Regions from separate parts of the Homo sapiens genome. Here regions 2 and 3 are each linked to region 1. Evidence: chromatin loops called from intact Hi-C (ENCODE). Cell type or tissue: mammary epithelial cell. All regions are shown on one strand.

Region 1 (8,000 bases):
TAAAAGAATCACTGGCACACCCACCAGGACTAAGACAACTTTTAAAAGAATTGTTTCTGTGTTTTGGGTGCATCCGTGTATTTCTGTACAACAAAATTATTTATTTTAAACTTTATGAGTTTTTGGGACTCATCAGCTCTGAGTCCATGAGGCCAGAAGCTGATATCCTCAGTTCCTATTTAGAATGAATTTAAACAAGCCAGCCAAACACTCTGCCGTGAAACTCCTGGAAAGACAAGAGATTAAAAAAAGAAACAAACAAACAAACAAACAAAAAACAATGCTGTCAGGAGCAGTGGCTCACGCCTTTAATTCTCGAACATTGGGAGCCTGAGGGCGGGTGGATTCCTTGATCCCAGGCAATCAAGACCATACTTGGCAACATGGTGAAGCCTCGTCTCTACAAAAATACAAAAATTAGCTGGTTTCATAATATGGAGTCAAAATTAATAAATAAATAGATTGAAATTTAAAATTTAAAAAAATCTTAAATACCATATTCTGTTATTTTTGCTTCCTACCCTGAGAAGGACATAATATAGCTCTTGTCTGTCTGTCTGTTTGCTACAGGGTATCACTCTGTCTGTCACCCAGGCTGGAGTGCAGTGACACCATCACGGCTCACTGCAGCCTCAACCACCCCAGGGTTAGGTGATTCTCCCACTTTAGCCTCCTGAGTAGCTGAGACCACAGGCATGCACCTCAGGTTTTGGCCGTGTTGTCCAAGGCTGGTCTTGAGCTCCCAGGCTCAAGCGATCCTACCGCCTTGGCCTCCCAAAGTGTTGGGGTTGCAGGTGTAAGCCACCACACCCAGCCTGACTTAATACATCTGGTCTCACTATGTCCTGACCACATGCCCTTGAAGAACTCGAGTCAAGAGAGTCAGCAAGAGACTTTCAGCATTCTCTCCCGAAAGCAGTGAGGTGGATGGCGGCCAAGTATCCCACACTCCTGTGGTTTTAGGTGGCCACGCATAGAGGACAGATTTCAAATGTTTCCAGAGAGGAGTGAGCCACAGTCATTCGGGGTATCCAAGCTCGTGATGGTGTTTCTGACAGTGCCTTAAGGGCCAGAAAGGGCCGGGATCTGCAAAGGCCCATGTTCCAGGGTGGGGACAATGGAACCCAAGGTATAGGGAGTCAACAATCTGCACTGAGCTCCAGCCCTAAACCCCACCGTGGAGACTAAATCAGAAGGAACAGTCCCTTGTCCTACATGCCACATCTCTCCACTGAACTTGGGAGCAGATCTGTTTTCCAAACATGAGGTGACTCTTGGTTTGAAATGAATCACAAGGGGCCCAGCTTCTTGAGTCAGCAGGATAAAGAAGTCATTCTGTGGCATAGAATGATGTGTGCTTCAAATCTAGAATTCCCAGTTAAAACCAATGATGGTGGCCTGGCACAGTGGCTCATGACTGTCATCCCAGCACTTCGGGAGGCCGAGGCTGGAAGATCACGAAGTCAGGATTGGGAGATCAGCCTGGCCAACATGGTGAAGCCTTGTCTCTACTAAAAAAGACAAAAGTTAGCTAGATAGGGTGGCACGTGCCGGTAATTTCTGCTGATAGGGAGGCTGAGGCAGCAGAATTGCTTGAACCAGGGAGGCAGAGAGTGCAGCCAGCTGAGACAATGCCACCGCCTCGGCAACTGAACGAGACACCATTTACACAGGAGGATAAAAGAACAACAGGGTCCCTGACAGGATGGAGGTTCCCTAGGCAGCGAAGGAGAGAGGGAGGGGCCTCCAGAGGGGAAATAGAGAAAGTGGTTGTCCCAGGCTCTGTGAAGTTGGACAGGCCTCCCTCAGTGCCACCTCGACTTTCAATAACAGTGGTTACTAGGTGATGCTCTATTTATTAAACAACAACAACAACAACAACAAAAAACACATTTATTTTGAAAAATTGCAATTTAGGCCGGGTGCAGTGACTCACGCCTGTTATCCCAGCACTTTGGGGGGCTGGGGCAGACAGATCCCTGAAGGTCAGGAGTTCAACACCAGCCTGGGCAACATGGTGAAACTCTGTCTCTACTAAAAAAACAAAAGTTAGCTGAGTAGGGTGGCATACGCCTGTAATCCCAGCTACTTGGGAGGCTGAGGCAGGAGAATCGCTGGAACCAGGGAGGCAGAGATTGCAGCCAGCCGATACCACGCCACAGCCTGGGCTACAGAATGAGACTCTATTTAAAATAAATTAATAAATAAATAAGTGAATGAATGTATGTAAAAAGAAAAATGCAAGGAAATGGCGGAGCACGGGAAGGCTCCACTCATTCCTAAAGAACAGAGCAGAAAAACAGGACCATCAAGTTGAGACATGGGCCATTTTGAATATGTTGTCACCATGCTCAATTGGTACCAAAGAAGGGCAGGTTTCTGTGCCACCCGTCTGTCATCACCGCTCCTGTCAAGTATAATTGCAGGGTCACGACTACACAGAGATCTCTCAACCCACCGGATGCATCTGTACTTTTATGAGCCTGGTTGGGAGAATAAACAGGATATTTAGCAAAGTACTCATCGTGCGTTCTTTGGTCTCCCATGTCTCTTGTGAAACCAATTAAATTCATGGTCCGTTTTTTTTCTTTCCAGCCCTCGACCGTCCACAGAGTACCAAAATAAAAGAAGAGTGAATGCCTTTTATGCAACAAGGAGAAAAGAACAAAGCAAAAGTCTCAGAGGCTTGTGATACACAGGGGATACAGAATGAGGAGACTCTTCCAGAATCCACACGAAGACAGACAGTTGGAGGGATGGGAGGAAACGAATTGAGAAAAGACAGACAGCAAAAAAGATTAAAAAAAAATGTAAAGAAAAAGAGACAGAGATGTAAAGGGAAGAAAGATAACGAAGAAAATAGAAAGAGAAACAGAAAAAGAGAATGAGAAATGATAGAAGGGAGGAAGAAAAAGAGAGAGAGAAGAAAGAAAAAGAAAAGAAAGAAAGAAAAAGAAAGAAAGAGGAAGAAAAAAGGAAAAATAAAGGAAATGAAAAAGAGGGAAGCGCATCATGGTTCACACCTATAATCCCAACACTTTGGGAGGTTGAGGTGGAAGAATCACTTGAGCCCAGCAGTTTGAGACCAGCCCTGGCAACACAGTGAGACCACGTCTCTACTTTAAAAAAGAAAAAATTAAAAAGTTAGCCGGGCGTGATGGCAGGCGCCTGTAGTTTCAGCTCCTTTGGAGCCTGAGGTGGGAGCATCATTTGGGCTGGGGAGGTAGAGGCTGTGGTGGGCCTTGGTCAGGCAAATGCACTGCAGCCTGTTGCCCAGGCTCATCTCGAACTCCCAAACTTTAGCGAACCGCCTGCCTCAGCCTCCGAACTTGCACCTGCCATATCCAACGGCCCTGGGAGTATCAGTGATAGATTTTAGTAGACACGGTTGTTATGCCATATTGCCCAGGTTGGTCTCGAACTTGAACCCGGGAATATGAGGCTACAGTGAGCCAAGGTCGTGCCACTGCACTGCAGTCTGGGTGATAGACCAAGACTCCATCTCTAAATAACTAAATAATAAAAACAATAACAATTATAACAAACAATAATACAAATAAATAATAACAACAACAATAATAATAAACTAGTGGGAGTGAAAAATATAACAAGTAATTTAGATCACAATTAATTGTAGTAATTTCAAGGAGTTATTTCTTTAACCTGTCTCTCTTACTTTCTGAAACAGGGTCTTTCTCTGTCACTCAGGCTGGAGGGCAGTGGCGTGATCATGGCTCACTGCAGCTTCGACATCCCAGAATCAAGCTATTCCTGCAGTCTCAGCCACTTGGAAGACTGAGATGGCAAGATCACCTGACGGAGCCCAGGAAGGTCCAGGCTGCGATGAGCCGAGATCGCATTCTCACACGCCAACTTTTCTCAAAAAAAAAAAGGAAGTAAACGTAAAACAACAGCAACTTCAGTGTGTAGAAAGAGGAGTAAGAAAAGTAAAAGGAAAAATAAAAACAAAATGAAGAGCAACTGAAAATACTGTGGAAACAATTGGAGAGGAAGAAACAACGTAGTGAAGGAGCGACATCTAGTGGACAAAAGTGGTAGTGCTGCTGACCAGAGTTATCTGTTATTCCTTAGAAATCCCAGGTTGATGGTCAGTTCCAACGCTCGCCGCAGACGTCTGGGGGACCCGGCGCCAGCGGACGGAAGCGGTCGGACCCAGTTGGAATCTTATCACACAGAGCCGGCCCACCTTTACTGTCATCTAACTCCACCGACCTGCCCGCCGTTCCCCCACTGTCCGCTGGTTGAACCCGGCAGCGGAGAGAGAAGGAAAGGCACAAAGGCAGTGACTGGCTCATATCCCAGCCCCGCGCACCTGGGGCGGGGAGAGGGGCAGTGACCCCAAAGGCCACCACCGGGCATGCGTGAACATTACTGGGACAGAAACCTCAGGGGCACACCCTCCGACACCCACGCCTCAGCCATTCTCAACAGGCTCAATGAATCCGATCCCAGCCCCTGGAGGAGTTCCCAGAGGGGTGTGGGGAGGAGGTGGAATCGGAGAGGTGGAACTACGAGCAGGTGCGCCACCCCTACCTCGGCAATCCCCCGCGTGGCATCTTGGAAAGCCCGCCGGTGGGGACGGGCGCCTCCCAAATGCACAGCGGGCGCTGATGGGCTCTGGCGAGAGACACCCGCTGTGTGTTCCGGAGCTCCGGGGCGGGTGGGCATGAGCGGGCCAGGGAACGAGGTCCCCAGGGGCAACAGGAGGGAGGAAGAAAAGTACACGTCAAAGGTTGAATTACACAAGGACACGCCATATCACCGGGTCCCCCACACACGGGTGGAGAGACCCTTGTGTGGAGATCTGATTTTCAATAGATGGCAGGGAGGGAGCTGCTCTGCTCCATAGAAAACCCTGACCCAGAAGCAGGGCGTCTACGAATAGCTTAGCATCAGGTTCCCCACAAACACATTACGTGATGGGTCAGGGAGTGACCGCCTTTCTGGCAGCAGCGCGTTTCCCAGGATGAAGGGCTGTCTGCACCAGACCCCGGTTCCCGGCGCACGGCGAGGATCGCCTATCCGAGGCCAACAAAAGGTCCGTGGAGCTGCCATATCCCTCCTGGGCGGGATTCTGACTTAGAGTCGTTCAGTCATAATCCTACATATGGTAGCTTTACCCCATTGGCTCCTCAGCCAAGGACATAGGCCAAATGTCTGAACCTGTTGTTCCTCTTCTACTGAGCAGGATGACCATGGCAGCAACACATGAGGAACACACAATAAAACTAACCTGTCTCACATGGGTCTAACCAGAATGCTTTCCAGGGCATGCGCACAGCTCTCCGGTGAATCCATTCCAGTTTGCCTTGCCCTACCCAAAGAAAAGAGAACTCTCCAGGCGCGGTGGTTCATGACTGTAATCCCAGCAATTTAGGAGGCTGAGGAGGGCGGATCACCTGAGATGAGGAGTTCAAGATCAGCTTGGCCAACATATTAAAACCCTGTCTCTATAAAAATACAAAAATTAGCCGGGCACGATGGCGGGTGCCTGTAATCCCAGCCACTCAGGAGGCTGAGTTGCCCAGGCTGGCGTGCAGTGTCTTGATCTCTGCGGCAAACTCCACCTCCCGGGTTCAAGTGATTCTCCTGCCTCTGCCTCTTGAGTATCTTGGTCTACAGGCGCGCATGCCACCGCGCCCGGCTTTTGTATTTTTAGTAGAAACAGGGTTTCACCATGTTGACCAGGCTGGTTTTGAAATCCTGACCTCAAGCCGTCTGCCTGCCTTAGCCTCCGAAAGTGCTGGGATTACAGGCGTGAGCCACTGCACCCGGCCTATGTGTTTGCTTTTTAAACATCTCTTTCTAGGGTCATGAGAATTCTCGTTAATTTCACTTAGAGCTCCTCGAGAGAAAAGCCTCTATTATTGTCATTGTAACCGTAAAAATAGTAGAGCTTTTTTTTTCTTTTGAGACAGAGTTTCGCTCTTGTTGCCCAGAGTGGAGTGCAATGGCCCGATCTCAGCTCACTGCAACCTCCGCCTCCCAGGTTCAAGCGATTCCCCTGCCTTGGCCTCCCAAGTAGCTGGGATTAGAGGCATGTGCCACCACGCCTGACTAATTTTGTATTGTTAGTAGAGACAGGATTTCACCATGTTGGTCAGGCTGTTCTCGAACTCCTGACCTCAGATGATCCACTTGCCTGGGCCTCCCAAATTTTTGGGATCACAGGCATGGGCCACTGTGTCCAGCTTTTTTTTTTTTTTTTTTTTTTTTTTTTTGAAACAGGGTCTCCTTCTATTGCCCAGGCTGGAACACAGTGGCATAATCATAGCTCACTGCAGCATCAAACTCCTGGAGCTCAAGCAATCCTCCAGTCTCAGCCTCCCAAGTAGCTAGGATTACAGGTGCACACTACCACGCCCAGGTAAATTTTTCTTTTTTTACACAAAAATGTCTCAACATGGATTTTTTTCTTTTTTGGCAGAGATGATGTCTCACTATGTGGCCCAGGCTTGTCTCAAACTCCCTGCCTCAAGCCATCCTTCCACCTTAGACTCCCAAAGTGCTAGGATTACAGGCGTGAGCCACTGCACCCAAGCCCCGATAATTTTTTTTTTTTTTTTTTTTGAGGCAGAGTCTTGCTCTGTCAACCAGGCTGGAGTGCAGTGGTGTACTCTCAGCTCACTTCAACCTCTGCCTCGCAGGTTCAAACAGTCCTCCCGCCTCAGCCTGCTGAGAAACTAGAATTACAGGCACATGCACGCCCGGCTAATTTTTGTATTTTTAGTAGAGACAGGGTTTCACCATGTTGGCCAGGCTGGTCTCGGACTCCTGACCTCAAGTGATCCACCTGCCGTGGCCTCCCAAACTGCTGGGATTATGGACGTGAGACACCGCACGCCGCTCCCAAGAACTCTTCAAATGCAACTAGTGTCACAAGAACAGATAGCTAAACTGTATCTGAAAACGTGGCCCATGCGGGGAAATTTTTGGTGGATTTGTGGAAACTTAGGGCAAATTTTAAACGTGAGGGCTTTTGTCAGATCACCTACATTCCTTGGATTCTATGTGGGTTTGTCACAGATGCTTGATGTGACAAATTACGCGGCTTCTACCACTTCATATGATCAGCCTCCCGTTGACTTTCAGCCAAGTCCTGCAGAGTTGCTTCTCAGATTGTATCTTTCCACAAGACAAAGATGTTTTCATAGTCTCTCTCTAACTTCCCCTTTTTGTGGCTGTTAATTTATACTTCTATGTTTTTCAACTCCTTATTTTTGTTTTCCTTTTATGAAAGCTTTAACCTGTGCTATTCTTGAGGGAAATACTGATGCATATCTAAACTTTAAAGGTGTTTTTCTCCCTGGCTACAGACACTCGGTTAATAATTTTTCAGGTAATAGGAAAAACCCATCATTATGACAATGTAGCAACTTTTATTTTGTAGTAACAGTTAAAATTGTAGCCATGGTGCTCAGTAAAAGGGGACCTTTCCCCGTAGGCGTTTGGGGAGGAGTGAAGTCCTGTCCTCCATTTTGTTAGTAACCTGATTATGGATGGGGCATTATCACCCAAAAAGGAAAGAGATACTATGGTATGCAGTTACAGGGAGCCGGAGCAAGAGCAAGACAAAGAAATTCCCTCATGTCTTCAATGCAGAGCCGGCATTTAGACCTCTACTCCAAGCAGGGCCCACAAATCTCTGGCAGCCGTGAGCACCTGTTTTGCTTCTGCCTTCTTCCTTTTGGCAATTTTGGGTATTGGGGTTTTTTTTTTTAGATAGACCCTCACTTCATCACCGGGCTGGAGTGCAGTGGTGTGATCTCGGCTCACTGCACCCTCTGCCTCCTGGGTTCAAGTGGATCCTCTTGTCTCAGCCTCCCAATTAGCTGGGACTACAGGTATGCACCACCACGGACAGCTAATTTTTGTATTTTTAGTAGAGATGGGGTTTCGCCATGCCGCCCAGGCTGATCTTGACCTCCTGATCTCAAGTGATCAGCCCACCTTAGCTTTTCAAAGTGCTGGGATTACAG
Region 2 (8,000 bases), 140 kb before region 1:
AGAGCCACTGAGTCAAAAATTCTGTGGGTGGAGACCAGAACTCTAGTTCAAGAAGCCTCTAGGCGATTCTAATGAAGACTAAAGTTGAAGAACCATTGCTTGTTAGTCAAAACCACCAGCATCAGCGTCACCTGAAGCTCATTAGAAAATGTAGACTCTCAGGCTTACTCCAGACCTAATGAATTAAAATCTGTAGTTTAACAAGATACACAGGTGATTCATGTACACATTAAAGTATAAGAAAGACTGAGTGCAGTGGTTCACACCTGTAATCTCAGCGCTTTGAGAGGCCAACGTGGGAGGATTGTGTAAGCCCAAGAATTCAAGACCAGCTTGGGAAACATGGTGAGACCTCTATCTCTACAAATAATAAAAAATTTGGCCAAGCATGGTGGTGCACACCCATGGTCCCAGTTACTCAGGAGGCTAAGACAGGAGGATCAATTGAACTTGGGAGGCTAAGGCTGCAGTGAGCCATGATCATGCCACTGTACTCCATCCTGGGTGACAGAGTGGGATCCTGTCTCAGAGTTTAAGAAGCATGACTCTAGACAGAATTATCATTACATGTAGACAGATCCCTTGTCTAATTAGAGGGTCTCTACATGCTCAAGATTGTATTATATTTATTCCAAAATTATCCCTATATCTATCCATAGTTCCCACTTATGCCCTTTTTAAAAGTGAGCCTTAGAAAATTCAATAAGGTACCCTTAGAAAAAGATAGCTAGAATTTTGGCTTTAAGCAATAAATATCTGACCAATTATCAATCTTTATTAACAGAAATTTAGATCATTGTTTCATTCTCACTGCTATATATACTCAGTTGTATAGATATCTCGCCAACAACCCTCCCATACCATAAGTAAAACCTGTTGATTTAAAGCTGTTTTCCTAAGTAATTTGTCTAAAGATATTATGTTAATATTTTTCCAGGAACAGGACTGCATTTTAAATCATTGTAATATATACATATTCATACATGCTACTTTATATATGTTAGGAATAATTAATTTCCTTTTTTATTTTTTCCTTGCATCTTAAATTTGTTAAAAGAGCTCTCATGATAGTTATGTATTAATTAAAATTTCAAGACTGCCAAACAAATACATTTATTTCTTTGTATACATTGTTGCTTTATCATCTGCATTTGATAATTCTAGTTTTTCAAGTCTCTTTGGTTCGAATTCTTTCATTTTTGTTCTCGTTTGAACTTACAGAATCCAGTTTCTTGTGTTCCCTATTATCGTTGAATATATATTCAATATTGCATGTGAAAAATTGCAAGATTGATTTGTGATTATGTAGACAGCTTCCTCTAAAGGAGATATCATTTGGTTCTGTCAAGCACCAAAGCACATTACTAGTCAGTAACTTCTTAAACCAAGTTTAGGTTTTGAAATTCCCTGATCCAAGAAAGTTAAGCCTGGGATCAAATTCCCCATGTAATAACTGCCTCAATTTCTGTTCTCCTTAACCTTGATGGCACAACCTTTAGGGAATCCCAGCTTGGAGTAGAGATGCTCAAATCTAAATCTGCTAAAATATATTTTATGCTGGTTCTGAATTCTAAGTTACATTGCTCTCACCTCACAAAATGGACAAAACTAGGAGTCTAATTTTATATTATCAGCAAATGCTCTCAGGGCAAAAGTGGCTTCAGTGTTTGCCTCTCAGTCTGGGTCCTTGTTTTCTCTTCACTTTTGGCTTGGCTCTTCCTTACTGCCTTTCCATAATGCTTTTATGAAAGATTTAATTTTTTTTAATTAAAAATGTTTGTCTAGCTATATATTTCTGTGACGTGGCATGAGTGATCTGAATAGCTTCACTGACCGTTACAGAAACAGGTGGGCTCCCTCTCTGTTTTTAACTATGTCCAAAAATAATGGGATTCTGCTGATATTAGGAACTTCAGCATCTATATGAAATCTGCTTTTTTCATAAATGAGATATCTATTTTGAGAACCTCTTAACAAGAGGACCTGGCAGGTCATAGCTACCTCATATTTCAGGTATTTGCAGAGAAGGTGCATAAAGGAGGAGAGTTACTATGACCGAAGGAGAAAGATGCTCTAAAATGAGCTCACGGATTGGCTTCCATCTGGGTGTTCTGCTGCTGCTTTCAACTCAGTCTCCTCTCTCTAGCATTAATTGTCATCTGTTTTTTTTCCTCCAGTGTCCTTACTTTCTATTCTTCACTATACTATTGTGCCTCTTTGGCTTTCTTTCTTTCTCTCTACTCGGATTTCTTTCTTTCTGTGCCACTAAACTCATTGTTTTTCTTTGTGCTGCCTGCGTTGGCTTTCTGATGGTTACTTTCTGTGTCATTTACTTAGTTATTTTTCCTCTTCACCTGTGATATCTGGGCTATTTTTATACTAATCTAAATATTATTTCTTTCCTTTAGAAATACTTTTTTATGTGTATGTGGGCGGTGGGGAGGGGGGAGAGGAGGTAAGAGAAAAAGACTAAAAAGATGTCCCTCTACAAGAAAATAATTAATATCCCTTTCTATGAGCTGCTTCTACTTGCTTTTACTTCAAGATATCCCCATTTATATCAACTCACCCATAACAAGATCCATTAAAAGGTTTAGTTGACTTGCTAGCACATCATTAAACATCCATTTCAGTTATGTGTGTACTATCACTACATGTACATAATTATTGCTAGCTACAGTGCTAGCTAGCTGGATTTATTCTTCCTAACAAAACTTATTCTGTCTCCTATAATGTCAGTAGCAGCTACACACCCAATCCTCATAGCTGCCAACAGCAACCATTTCTGATTTCCAGACCCTCCCTTAGAAACGGCAACAACATAAAAATAGGATCCATTAAAAACATCTTGATTTAAAAGCATTTTGATTTTCTGGAACGAGTCTGTTCTTCTGATCATGAAAACAGATTATCCATGTCTCCTTATTTCAATACATAAACGCTTTCTTCTTCAGAATGACCCCCCACTTCACCAGCTGCATGAGGTTGTCAGTGAGTTAATTGACGATTCTAACTCTAAAGTTAAATTGTCTGATTAACTCCATGGAGCAATGTCAGAAATGTCAGAGGAAGGAGTCATAGCTATGGAAAGAATACAGCTCTGAAATTTAGAAACATGGCTTTTATTTTTGGCTGTTACTAACTAGTTGTAATCTGGACAAATTATTTAATCCTCTATGTCTGTTTCCTTTCTCATAGGATGAAATGGTTTGGTGAACTGTTAATCAAGTTACTCAACATACATGATAATGATAGAAAATTCTTATTTATATAATGTGAAACAAACTCTGCAAAATGCCATATATTCCTTATTTATTTCATTTATCATTTTAAGAACTCAGTAAAGTAAGCATACTTACTATCTACTAATCAGGAGATTAAAACTCAGATTATGCAGTTTTCAAAATGAAATATAGTTAATACATGTCAGGGCCAGGTTTCAAATCAAATTGTTCAACTTTTTGACTTTGCATTACACTTCTCTTCTATTCTTAGCATGATTACGGGCCACCTCCTTTTAGCTACCTGTTATTATTTAATAGTGTTCCCTAAAATGTCATCTAAAACTAAAATGATACATATAGCCAAATGCTAATTATATAGCAGTAGGAGAGGTATTCAGGAAATTGGTCAGTTTTCTTTTTCTTCCCAGTTCCTGTGAGTCATTGCTCTTTGTGTGAAATAAGATGCCCTCAGGTGAATAGCTAACATTGTTAGAAAAACATGGTCAACCATGAGCAATCATGACAATAAGGATTTTCCTGTCAAGCAGTACTTTTGAATTAGACACAAGACCATTGTTAAGCAGTGGGGAGTCCAGTTGCCTGGCTTCTTTACTTAAATGTGTAACTATGCATACTCACTGTTACCCACTGAAAGCCAATTAGTATTTGCAATCTGAAGAGTCATCTTTGGGGAGCAAATTTCTAACTGGATAACTGAACAAAATAACTCAGTATCATCTATAAATTTCATGATGCTTGTTTGACTAAGGAAGCTTTAATGAATAACTATAATGACAAATTATTTTTCTTACATATATATTAGGCTTTATAATCCAAGAACTTCTTAGAAAATGACACTTTAATGTTTTTTCTTATCAAGGAATATCTATTCTTTTGGCATCTGTGTGATAAATACAGAATGTTTCTCAGCTCATACGTTTTCTGGTAAAAGATCTGTGACCGTGACTGTCGGTGAGGGGAATGGGGAATTAGAAAAAGAAATAACACTTTAAGGGAGACGTGGACTGTGACTAAGGAATAGAAAGGCAAAGCCAAAAATGGATGAGGATTCATTACTAAAAATGTCAGCAGGATAGTCAATAAAAGCTGAGTGGTCTACAGTGTAGTCTTTAAGATCATATTTTAAGCCTAAAAACAAAGATTTTTATAAACTTTTATTGATCCATAGCTCAGTTGGGAGAAAAATGCACGGTTATATCTATAGTAAGACAAAACTAAACCAACTCACTGCAGACAGGAAATGATTTATCAGTTCGAAAAGGACCAACAAAACTAAGGCACATTCAACTTTGTACTTCTAAACTAAGCACTAATTAAAAACCACCAGCTGTTCCTTGAACAATATGTCCGGCTAATTCAGATGACCTTAAATGTTGTTGCCCAAATACATTAAAAGTTAATTTTTCCCTGCTTCTCAAAGTGTTCCTTATGTTCTGCCATATCCCAAAAAGAAGTTGGTGATTACTGGAGAGGGTATGGTCACTATTTTCTCTTAGTCTGATGAAGTTTGTCATACTTTATCCCCAGGGAAAGTAAAAAAAATCTGTTGATTCCTTACAATTCTCTAAAGGAGTAAATCTAAGCAACTGTGCAGAATTTGATAGAATTAGAAAGCAATGAGTTTCTCTCTCTCACTAACTCAAACTTATTAATATAATATTATACTGTAGTCAAAAACTTCTAGTAGATATGATTGTAAGAAGTCAAGATAGCAAAAGCATTTTATGCCATTTTGGAATTGATTTTTACCTATGTTTTGTATAGAAAGTTATTTTTCATGACATTGAGCCACTAATAGTTACTTCCATGAGCAGGAGTTCATAAATATTCAAAATGTGCTGGGAGTAATTTCCTGATTTTTGCTTTCTTTTAGAGCTCTTGCCTGTGCTGCCAAAAGTCATTAGTGACTAGGTTAGTGAATTGGGCAAGAGTAGATTCTCATCAGAGCTCCTGAGGGTCAGATATCATAGTCATTGTCTTTGTTGCAAAGCATTGACTGAAGAGTAAAAAGAAATAGATAAGCACAATTGGTCCTGTTCATTTCTTTCAGTGATCTCAGGAATCTTAAGAGCAGCTATAGAAACAAAGTTATAGGGTGAATTTTGATGACCATCATGTAAGGTCAAGAATCCCATGTTGTCATTCTAAAGAGCAGATGGTAACTCATTTATTTTATAAATATTTATTGAGTACCACTCTATCATGCATTTTTTTATGTTCTGGAGCTAAAGCATCAATCAAGACAGTCAAGGTCAAAATTCTCATGTAAGGCATAGAGAGAAAAAATAAAAATAAATAAGAAAAATACTAGACAACTGTAAGCACTATACACAAAATTAAAATAGGGTAATAGAGAGTGATTTGGAGGCCACTTGAGACGAGAATAAGAAAGACTTCTTGGAGGAGGTGACATTTCAGTGATACCCATATTAAACAGAAGAAGTTTCTAATCAAAGAGAACAGTTAGTAGACCTGTTCTATCTGTCAGAAACTAAGACTCTAAGGCAAACCCTACATAGTAGGTAATAGAAAGAAAAATATGATTGGAGCATGTGGTGGAAGGTAAGTCCTACAAGGTAGGCAGAGGCCAGGTCATGATATTCTTTTTAAGTGTGTATGGATTTAATTCTAAGACACTAGGAAGCTTTAAATAGGAGAGTTATGTTATCTGATTAACATTTAGCCAGATTACCTCAGCTCCTGAGTAAAGAAGGCATTTAGAGGTGGGGAGAGCTATTAGAATAATCCATGTGATAAAAGATGGTGGCCTGGACAAGAGTGGTAGAAATAAGAGACAGTAAAGTGGATGTAAAGTGAATTGATTTGGGATATATTTTGGAAGTGGAGCTGGTGAAACTTGCTAACAAAATGAATGTGGGTGTTTTGTGAATGAAAGGATTCAGGGACAGCTCAGGTTTTTGGTTTAATAAAAGTGGTGGATCTGTTTTCTAAGGGGAAGATAGAAGTAAGGCCAAATTTTGGAGAAAGAGGAGATTAACAGTTTTGTTTTGGCTTATATATTTAATGTAATTTAGTTTTGGGGGTAAATTCAATATGGCTGAGATGATGATTATAATAATTATTCTCTGTTTCATCTTGCTTTCTCTACAACTTCACAAATTCTCCAAGTTTGTTAACAATCCAATGATGGAGAAATTCACAAACATTAACAAAAATATTAAATACTTACTGAAAGAAATAAAATCATTCACCAAATGAGGGAGAAATTCACAAACATTAACAAAAATATTAAATACTTACTGAAAGAAATAAAATCATTCACCAAATTTGTTGTGTTCTTCATTCAATATTTACTATGTACTACTTGTTAATAGTAGTATATACTATGTGTACTATTTATAAAACTTGGAGTGAAACATAGCTGAATAGCCTAAAAGACTCATGTGTGTGTGTGTGTGTGTGTGTGTGCATGTGTGTTTGTGTGTGTGATAGACAGGATGGCTTCTGTGTAATATCAGGATGGGGTATCACATTGAATGATGTTGTGGGCCGAATAGTGTCTCCCCTTAATCCATTCTCATGCTGCTATAAAGGACTGCCTGAGATTGGGTAACTTACAAAGGAAAGAAGTTTAATTGACTCACAGTTCTGCAGTGCTATGGAGACCTCAGGAAACTTAGTCATGGTGGAAGGGGAAACAAATACGTCCTCCTTCACATAATGGCAGGAAGGAGAAGTGCAGAGTGAAAAGTGGGAAAAAGCCTCTTATGGAACTACAGTTCAAGATGAGATTTGGGTGGGGAAACAGCCAAACCATATTATCTCTCAAATTCATATGTTGAAGCCCTAACTCTCAGTACTAAGAATGTGACTGTATTTGGAGATGGGGCCTTTAAAGAGATAATTAAGGTAAAATTAGGGTGCACTGTGATCCAATGTGACTGTTGTCCTTAAAAGGAGGTTGGCTGTGGTGGCTCACGCCTGTATTCTGAGCTCTTTAGAAGGCTGAGGAAGGTGGATCGCTTAAGTCCAGAAGTTTGAGACCAACCCTGTCTCTACAAAAAATACACACACACACACACACACACACACACACACACACACACACACACACAGAAAATTAGCTGTGCATTGTGGCACATGCCTGTTATCGTAGCTACTAGGGAGCCTGAGGTGGGAGGATCACTTGAGCTCAGGTGGTCAAGGCTGCAGTGAGCTGTGATCATGCCACTGCACTCCTGCACTCCAGCCTGGGTGAGTAAGACACTGTCTCAAAAAAAAATTAAAAAAGGAGATTAAACAGACCCACAGAAGATCATATGAACACACAGATGAAAGGTGGTTGCCCACAGGTTGAAGGGTAAGGCCTTGGAATAAATCAACCCAGTTGACACCTTGGTCTCAGATTCGTACTCTCCAGAATGGTGAAAACGTTAATCTTTTGTTTAAGCCACCCAGTCTGTAGCATTTTCTTAAGGCAGCCCTAGCAAATGACTACAAACAGCTACTGAATCTCTTCTACATACATAGACTAACTGAGTAAGGAAAGCTCAGTCAGGAAGTAGATCACAGGTTGCAGCTTGGAATACTTTTTTTTTCTCTAAGAATGCTCTCCTTTATAGGATACCTAACCATACCCTTAGGATCTCCTGGGATGTCTATTGTGTTTATAAGGTGCTTTATTCTTCTTGCCTACCCGCCATAATGTGCAGGAGGTAGACCAGTTGGTACATTATTCTTATTCTCCTTAGATTTTGATATTAGCCTAATATGTTTACAAATAATTTTTTGTCT
Region 3 (8,000 bases), 180 kb before region 1:
CAGTTTTCCAAGCCTCAGTTAACTTTTGTGCAATGACATTCCCTGCACAGAAGACAGCCCAGATGATATTTGTTTGCCGAAACATGAAGCCACAAAATCCAAGGAAGGCTGAAGTTTTATGATTTCCATAAAGACACATCAAATATGCAAAAAGAGTAAAAAACATAGATCCTGCTTCTGTATAATAAAGGAAGTTAAAAAAATAAAGTGTTGGAAATACTGCTAGTGTTAATGTTGACAAGACTCTCTGGATACTTGAGGCAGCCTTGGAGGAAGAAAAAACACAGATACAATTATTTTAATGATAAATGCTATTTCTGCTTACCTAATGAAGAGATTTATTTAAAACTACTCAACTACTCAAACCTTATTTAAATAAAATTAATCAATATTAATCTTATCTCTGGCTTTGCAAAAACACAATAAACATTTATAAGAACACTTCCTGGTACTTTTTATTTATACCTATCAGTTTGGAGACCGTGTGTATGCCAAAGCTTCTATAGCTTAACACAATTTGAATCAGGCTATGATTAGTTAAGGAGTTACTGAGTGCAAGATACCGACTAAGTTCTGTGGGGACTATGGAGATAAATAGGACACAATGCTGGCTCCATTTCCCTGAGCTTATGTTTTAGTGCCTTCAATAAGGATTCACTTAGCCATAATCACCACTTTCCTTTAAGGAAATCCTTCATAACACTACACAAGGGAGAATGTAAACATGCATATGGTATTTATTTTACCATATCCAGACTTACTTTTTCAAGATGATATTTTCATGATGAAATAACGGTATTTTTCTGAAAAGTGAGCCAGTCTAAACTTATATATCTTATTTTGGCCTTTCTGACATGCTATTTCAGAATTTGAAAGTGTTCTTATGTTCTTGAATTGTATACTCCACTTAATCTAAATCACTAAATCAGACCATGTCATTTCCTTGATTAAAATTAAGGTCTCTCCATTACATGCTAAAGTTCAAAGTCCTCTCTGTGACATATGAGGGCATTCATGACCTACTTCTCTAGCCTTACATCCCTCTACTTTCTAATCCTGTAATTCCAAGACCAATTCCCTGCACCTCATTGTTCAATGCCTTTCTTCCTTTGCTTATGCTGTTTGTCTCCCCAGGATTAATTCCTCACCCTACACAGCCCTATCCGTTCATCAGGACTCAGCTCTGGTACCATCTTCTCTGTGAGGACTTACTGAATGCCACATACTCCTCTCCCTCCCAGAAAAGCAGTAAGTGTTTCCCTGCTCCTTCTCTGTGTCCTCATAGCATCTTATGTCTACTACTCTATCATAATTGACACTACTGAAATAATCTCTTAAGGTTAAAAATAATTATTAGAGTTAATATTTACTGAGCCCTTACTATATATCTGGCACTATTTGAAGCATCTTCCATTTATTAAGTTTCCTTGTTCCTTTATAACAGTTCTATAAGGCAGATTCTATTGTTATTCTTATTTAACAGATGAAGACATGGAGCCACTAAGGGTTAACCTGCCCACAGTAACAAAACTGGTTAAGTGGCAGGGAGAGAATTCTAACCCAGGCAATCGACCTCCGGGGCCTGCACTATTACCACATCAAAAGTCCTCAGGTAAAGTCTGTTTTCCCTACTGAATATATACGTTTTACAAGAAAAAGACTGCCTCATTTATCTCTGTAGTCCCAGTCCCCAGCACATGGAATAAGCTCAGTAAGTATTTATTGAACTGGTTTGACTCACTTAACAAATATTTACTTTAGAGTTTACAAATAAGTTATTCAAGTATTTAAATACAAATTTATTCTAAAATGGAGATGGAGAATTTAAATTTACCTTTACATAATATACAAAAAATACAAAGTTACAAAGTGTTAAAGACATTTTTCACCAAATCTCATAAAACTAATTCATTGTAATTGTGGACCTGACTACACATAAACTTGTAATTAAGTATTTTGAAACATACCTTGTTTCTGGGTTGTACCTTGTGGAAAAGCAAATATAGTAAATAGAAGTTGCCAACACTGAAGAGAAGATTAACAAATCTGAGCATCCCAATGGAGCAGACAACATGTTCAGACCATGCAAAGATCCAAATGGCAGGTTTGACCACTCCAACTGACACCAGGTACAAGCCAGGTAATGTAGTAATCATGGGATCCCACTTTAAAATGAAAGAAAATGAAGTAAAAGCAAGAGGTAATACGAACAAGACAGACACAAATATGTCAAGCCCAAGTCTCATCTCCAGCAACAATCAGAAATTTTGAGAAGTTAGTCTATGACAAGATTAAGTAAGTCCTTGGCAGAACAGGATTAGTTTTTCTTATTTTTTGCCCCCGGACCAGCTTAGTGATGGTTCAGGTAGCAGCAACCAATAAACAACAACTTAAAATCTATTTCTATTTTCCAAGAAATGTTCTTTAAAAGCCTTTATTTTGATAAATAAACTGCAAATGCTCCAGTTTTTAAAAGCATGGAAACATTGTTTGGGACTCTAAGTTTAGGAAAACATTTGGACCACAGGCTCCATGATGACAGCTGACATAAACTGAGACAGAAATTGTGCCAAACCCTCTGTATTGTAACATTACAATATGCCCTATAGTAAAGATTATTGTCATTTTGCAGATGAGTAACCTGAATTTCTGAAACTCAGAACATCTCCAAGATCACAAAACTAGTAAATCACAGCACCAAGATTTAAGATCAGATCTTTCTCTAAAACAGACTTTATATTTCTAGCCAGTACCCTATATTGTGTCACCAGAAAAGCAGGGGATGTTTATTTTGATATTTATATGTACATACTTGCACAGTCAAATATATATTCAAAAATGATGTGACTTGACTGGTTGCCAGTTTATCCAGTCAACAGATAGTTCACTAAAAATACCCAGGGAAGGAATTTGTGATTATAAATTGTCACTTTTTGGTAGCCGAAGATCCCTCCAGTCCACCCTATCCCACCCCTAAAATGCACAGTGAGGTGCTTAACAGGTGAGCTAAAGGGAAGTTTTCTGATATTTCCAAGGAGCACCCGAATGCCTTTAATCCTGAGACAAGGAAAAACAAAGTGGGATCGATATTGTCAGCTGCCAAGAGGAGCGCTCAGTTCCCCACTAAGTATTCTCCCAGATCACTCCTCCCTGGGGATCAGATCTGCTGTTTATTCATTCATTTAATAAATATTTCACAGATCTCAGAGACAGGAACAAAAGACTATACCCAGTTTCTTTCATGTTCTGAGGCTGGGGTGGGGTGGAAAGGGACGAGTTAAGTCTAAAGATGGGAGAAGGAGCTGGGGACGCTGGGACCTTTCAGGCCTCTCCTGGGGTGGGGACAGGTTGGGCACCCCACCTGGGAAAGGGAGAAATGGCCCTCACAGTAGCGCTGCGCCTGAGGCAGGTGGAAGATCTCGTCCATGTAGGGCTCTCGCAGCGCCCGGCTGAAGGCGGAGAAGAGGAGGCAGGACACTAAAAAGGTACAGCTCAAGGCGGCCGAGAAACAGTAACCCTCTAGCTGCGCCATTCCTGCTCCCACAGCCACTGCCCAAGAACCCACTCCTGGAAAATTCTGAGCCCGGAAACCCGAGCTGGAAACTTGGGCTCGAAATGGGCGCGCTAGACAGGACTAGCCAGACGGGGCCACATACCGGAAGGCAAAGGATGCTGGGAGAGCGCGGATCCGGAAAACAGCGGGTCGCTGTTTCCTGGAGTGACGGGTTTAGATAACGGACCGGATGATTACCCTCTCCATCACATTACTCGGGGCGCACAGTGTCAAAACTTCCGGAAAGGGCGGGTCTCGGATTTCGCGAGCGCGGGAGGGGCGTGGCTTGCTGCTTTGGAAAAAAAAAAAAGCCGCTTCTTAGCTTGGATCTTTTTTCCTGCTCATTTCCATCACTTACCAGAAGGTGGCGACGTTTCCCCACGTTTCCAATTCCAAGCCCTAAAATTAACACATTTTTTTCCCCCGTTATTTCTTTTCTTTCTCTCCAGTGATCCGAATTAATTAAACCCTCAATTCCAAGACATTTCATTCCATCAACCTTGGAGTGTAGGAAGGGGGCGTTGGTTGTGATAGCAAAGACTGAGACTTTCAGATGAAAACTTGAAGAACCAGAGACCCGTCAATGCCGAATGAACTTCAGTGAGAGGAGTGTTTGTTCGTTTGTTTGTTTGTTTAGGTTAAGAGAGAACTCTTTCAAAATGTGGATGCTCTCAGAGGATTTAGTAAAATTGACACTCCTAGTGCACTCTCATAGCCATATTACCCTGTAGGATTTGGAAGAAAATATATATTTTAGAATTTGGGATGTTTTAGGTGTGCCTGTAAATTAGGTTGTTAATATTTATAAGGCAGCCTTCTGTTTTTCCTACTAAATCATAAGCGTGAACATCTTAGTGGGTGGCATTATACATCCTTTATGTTTGTAGTCCCCCAAATGGCTTTCACACAGTAGGCACTTAAATTTGTGGACTTTTATAGGCTGTGTAGACATCATCAAATTCCTGTATTCTGGGATTAGGTGTTGGGGGCAGGAGATGTGGTAAATAATTTGAAGAATGCCGAAGATAAATTATGTGTTGGAATTTTGTCTTGAGCATGGTTGGCCATGTTTTGTAGAAAAACTTTCTCTCAGGTAACCTCAGTCAGGTTGCCTTTGGCAGGCATATATCAGATTGAGTCGGGATTTAAGGTTGCAAACCTCAGAGTTCTCAATTGAGCTCTTTTTCTGGGTTAAAAATAATTCAGTATTTCTGAACTTAAGAAAGTTTCTTAAATCAAGCTGACTGCCTTTCCAGTCTGTCTCTGCCTGTTTCCTCAATGATAAGAGGAGGTAGTGGTGAATGAGGGCTGGGACGGGAATATTTACATTACTGGAATAAAATCATGTCAGGATTCTACTCTGATGTGATGCTTAGCTTTGCTTTAACCATCATCTCCCATTTTATTATTGATTCCATGCTGTACTTATCTGTTTAAGTCACTTGTAACACATCTCCAGATGATTCAGTCTTCAAGAGGTTGATGTGATCTACGAGTAATTAGCCCCTGACCTATTGACCTGCTAAATCGTGTTATATATACTCTGCAGCTTACTGACCCACCCTAGAAATAGTGGGCCGTTTTTAAAGGGAGTAGAACAAGACTAGACATTTATGCTCTCCATTTTTCTTCATAACAATTGCCACCAATAGTTTATGTTAAACATTTGACTCCTATACATGCTGCACACATCGCTTTACATAAAATGGAAAGTTTCAAGGAAATATAGGGTTTTAGGATGGCTAGGGATCTTTATTAATAATCTACTTGACTTCATTTTATAAAAGAAGCTGATTTTTAAAAAATGAATAATTTACCTAAAATTACATAAAAAATTAGTGTCAGAACCAAGTGTAGGAATTAGAACATCAGACCAAGAGTAATAAAATAACTTCACAGCCTTATAGGTTAAAATAATCTACAATATATACTGAATTGAATGTTTCACTAGTCCCAATAACTTTACATTTACATTCCACTATTCTCTGTTTCCATACACCAATTTGAAATACAAGTTTCATCTTTTAAAAAAATGTTCGTCTTACAGACTAATTACATCAAAATCTGCTGGGGGATCATTGTGAAAAACTAGATTCTAGAGAGCCATCTCAAATCACTGAATACTGATCTTCATATTTGGAAACGATTGATGTAAAACATATTACCTAAGAATGCTAAGAAGCTCCATGGGCCCAGTAGAGTTCTTCATAGAGTACTTCACTCATTTGTTAGTGAGTTACTTTTACTATCTGCAAATCGATGAAGCTGTTGTCACTTTTCTACTCTTAGATTACAGCATCTTTGATAATCTTGAAATGCTTTCCAAAGCTCTGCTCCTAAATCAAGACCTAGTAAAATAGCTACCTCTGGGGTTTTAATGAAATAGACTACATTTTATTAGACCTATCATTTAAAACTAGATCAGCATTGATTTCAACTTATATTTTCCATTCAGAATTCCAACTGCCATTTTCCATAGATGTTTGTGAAAAAGAGTCATTAGGATGAGCAATCCCATTATAATTGCACATCAACTATTTATTTGTGCTACTTGAATTATGATAAATAAGTTACGGCAGAAAAATGGGCAATTTCTGTTGGGGTTCTAAGGATAGGTTGTTTTAGCAAGAAATACATCTTTTTTGGTTTATAAGCCATTAAGATTTTGACTTTATTTCTCTGGTATAACCTAGCTGACTTTGATCAATTAAGACATTCCTAATTTGATGAACTCAGACAACATAGCATATACTTAACTGTTTGAAACAGCCATATCTGAACAGTGAATTTCCCCAAAGGCTGTAACTGTAATAACTTTGAAGTATTAGTCCAAGAAACACCCTGCCTCTTATTGCACCCCTTTTCACTTGTTGCTGAATGAAAACATTGGCCACTTGCTAATCAGAGTGACGGTTTACTCCTTTCTAGGTGACAATTCGTTCTAGCTACAGCAGAGTACTGCACCCTGGGCCAAAAATCACAGATGATAACCTCTAAAATGCAACTCTACCCTTGAGGTCAATCTTAACATATCAATTTAAAATCTAAATTTTAAAATTAATGAATCAATTAAAAAAACACACAACATTTTAGTACAAAAGCATTAGCAAGTATTTTAGCTCTACTGAAAATGTCTTGAAGACATTGTATAGGGGACTGGTTAAACCTAAGTAACACACACACGGAGAGACCCTTCTAAAAAACAGTAATATTTATTTGGTGAGAATACAATGAACATAGGGAGGTAAAAGAAGACAAGGGATTTTAAAAGAAAAATGAAGAGGGTTACATAAATTGCTTTGAGACAATTATCCTTGGTTACAAGGACTGGTAGAAAGGGTGGCACCAGTTTGAGGTTGGACAGGCAGTTGCTGGGCAAATGTCCTCACAGAAGTAATTTTTTGTGAGATTGTGGTGGCCTTTGTGCAAAGTTGTGGTTTGTGCAGTCTTTTGTCGTAGTTCCTGTTGTCAGGCATACACGCATATAAACCCTCCCTTTCTGGTCTTCCTTAGCTCCATTTTTCAGGGTTTTTATGCAAGTGGCCCCATTTTGATTCTGATAACTTTCATAGAACAAATCTTTCTGGTTTGTGGCAGACTTTCCAGTTTTACCCTTGAAAGTCTCAGGCCAGGTAAATTCTGTAGTATCAGACAAAGAGAATGGTTGGTGATATGGTTTGGCTGTGTCCCCACCCAAAATCTCACCTTGAATTATGATCCCCATAATCTCCACGATCCCCACGTGTCAACGGAGAGACCAGACGGAGATAATTGAATCCTTGGGGCAGTTTCCCCTATGATGTTCTCATGATACTGAGTGAGTTCTCATCTGATGGTATTATAAGTGTTTGATAGTTCCTCCTGCATTCATTCTCTTTCCTACCATCTTGTAAAGAAGGTGACTTGCTTCCCCTTCGCCTTCCACCATGATTGTAAGTTTCCTAGGCCTCTGCAACCATGCTGAACTGTGAGTCAGTTAAACCTCTTTCCCTTATAAATTACCCAGTCTTCTGCAGTTCTTTATAGCAGTGTGAAAAAGGCCTAATACACTTGGTCATTTAGAAAGATATACCATACAACCCAAAGCAAAACTTCCTAAATGTTTTTTTTTTATAACAGTGGTTCTTAAAGTGTGGTCCCTGTACCACAGCATTAGTATCACCTGGGAACCTGTTAGAAGTGCAAATAATTAAGTCTTGCCTTAGACCTACCGGAAAACAAATTCTGATAGCAGAGGGAGCCAAGTAATACATGTTTTAACGTTCATTTTGTAATCACTTATGATTCCCTTAGATTCCCAAGTGGACCTGATGGACATGAAAGTTTGAGAATACTGCTGTCCTCTACATTCCCCTTGCTTTTCTGATCACTCATGCTGCTTTGTCCCCTGGTTTCTCCAATTCTTCATCTCCAGGCTTCACCCTGCCAAGGAACAAAGTTCATTGCC

What was found. Peaks named below come from ENCODE experiments on the same cell type or tissue, not always from the same donor. Only the 100,000 strongest peaks of a DNase experiment are listed, where the experiment ranks them.
Region 2: a loop joins it to region 1, with 3 times the contacts of the local background. A loop is called at or near these places in 5 of 110 quality-filtered maps.
Region 3: it touches region 1 in a loop (9-fold over the local background); 96 of 110 quality-filtered maps call a loop at or near these places.

The regions. Positions count from the first base shown.
Region 1 is chr12:38,134,933-38,142,932 of GRCh38, reverse strand. LOC107984469 (a long non-coding RNA gene) reads right to left here and starts at 4,443. Exons shown (of 2, transcript XR_007063272.1): 1 at 4,070-4,443; 2 at 282-400. RefSeq lists a silencer at 1-26. In mammary epithelial cell, a CTCF peak has its summit at 4,044 (motif pointing left); a DNase peak (open chromatin) is centred at 4,042; H3K4me3 peaks cover 1,171 bases; H3K27ac peaks cover 659 bases.
Region 2 is chr12:38,278,830-38,286,829 of GRCh38, reverse strand. No RefSeq gene overlaps it. Among named protein-coding and RNA genes, the nearest start is that of ALG10B, 34 kb to the left of the region's middle. In mammary epithelial cell, no CTCF peak of the experiment used is centred here; a DNase peak (open chromatin) is centred at 3,749; H3K27ac peaks cover 2,391 bases.
Region 3 is chr12:38,312,426-38,320,425 of GRCh38, reverse strand. It overlaps ALG10B (ALG10 alpha-1,2-glucosyltransferase B), which reads right to left and starts at 3,652. Exons shown (of 3, transcript NM_001013620.4): 1 at 3,362-3,652; 2 at 1,968-2,165; 3 at 1-265. The coding sequence starts at 3,532. RefSeq lists an enhancer at 3,382-4,581. In mammary epithelial cell, a CTCF peak has its summit at 3,923 (motif pointing right); a DNase peak (open chromatin) is centred at 3,745; H3K4me3 peaks cover 1,098 bases; H3K27ac peaks cover 634 bases.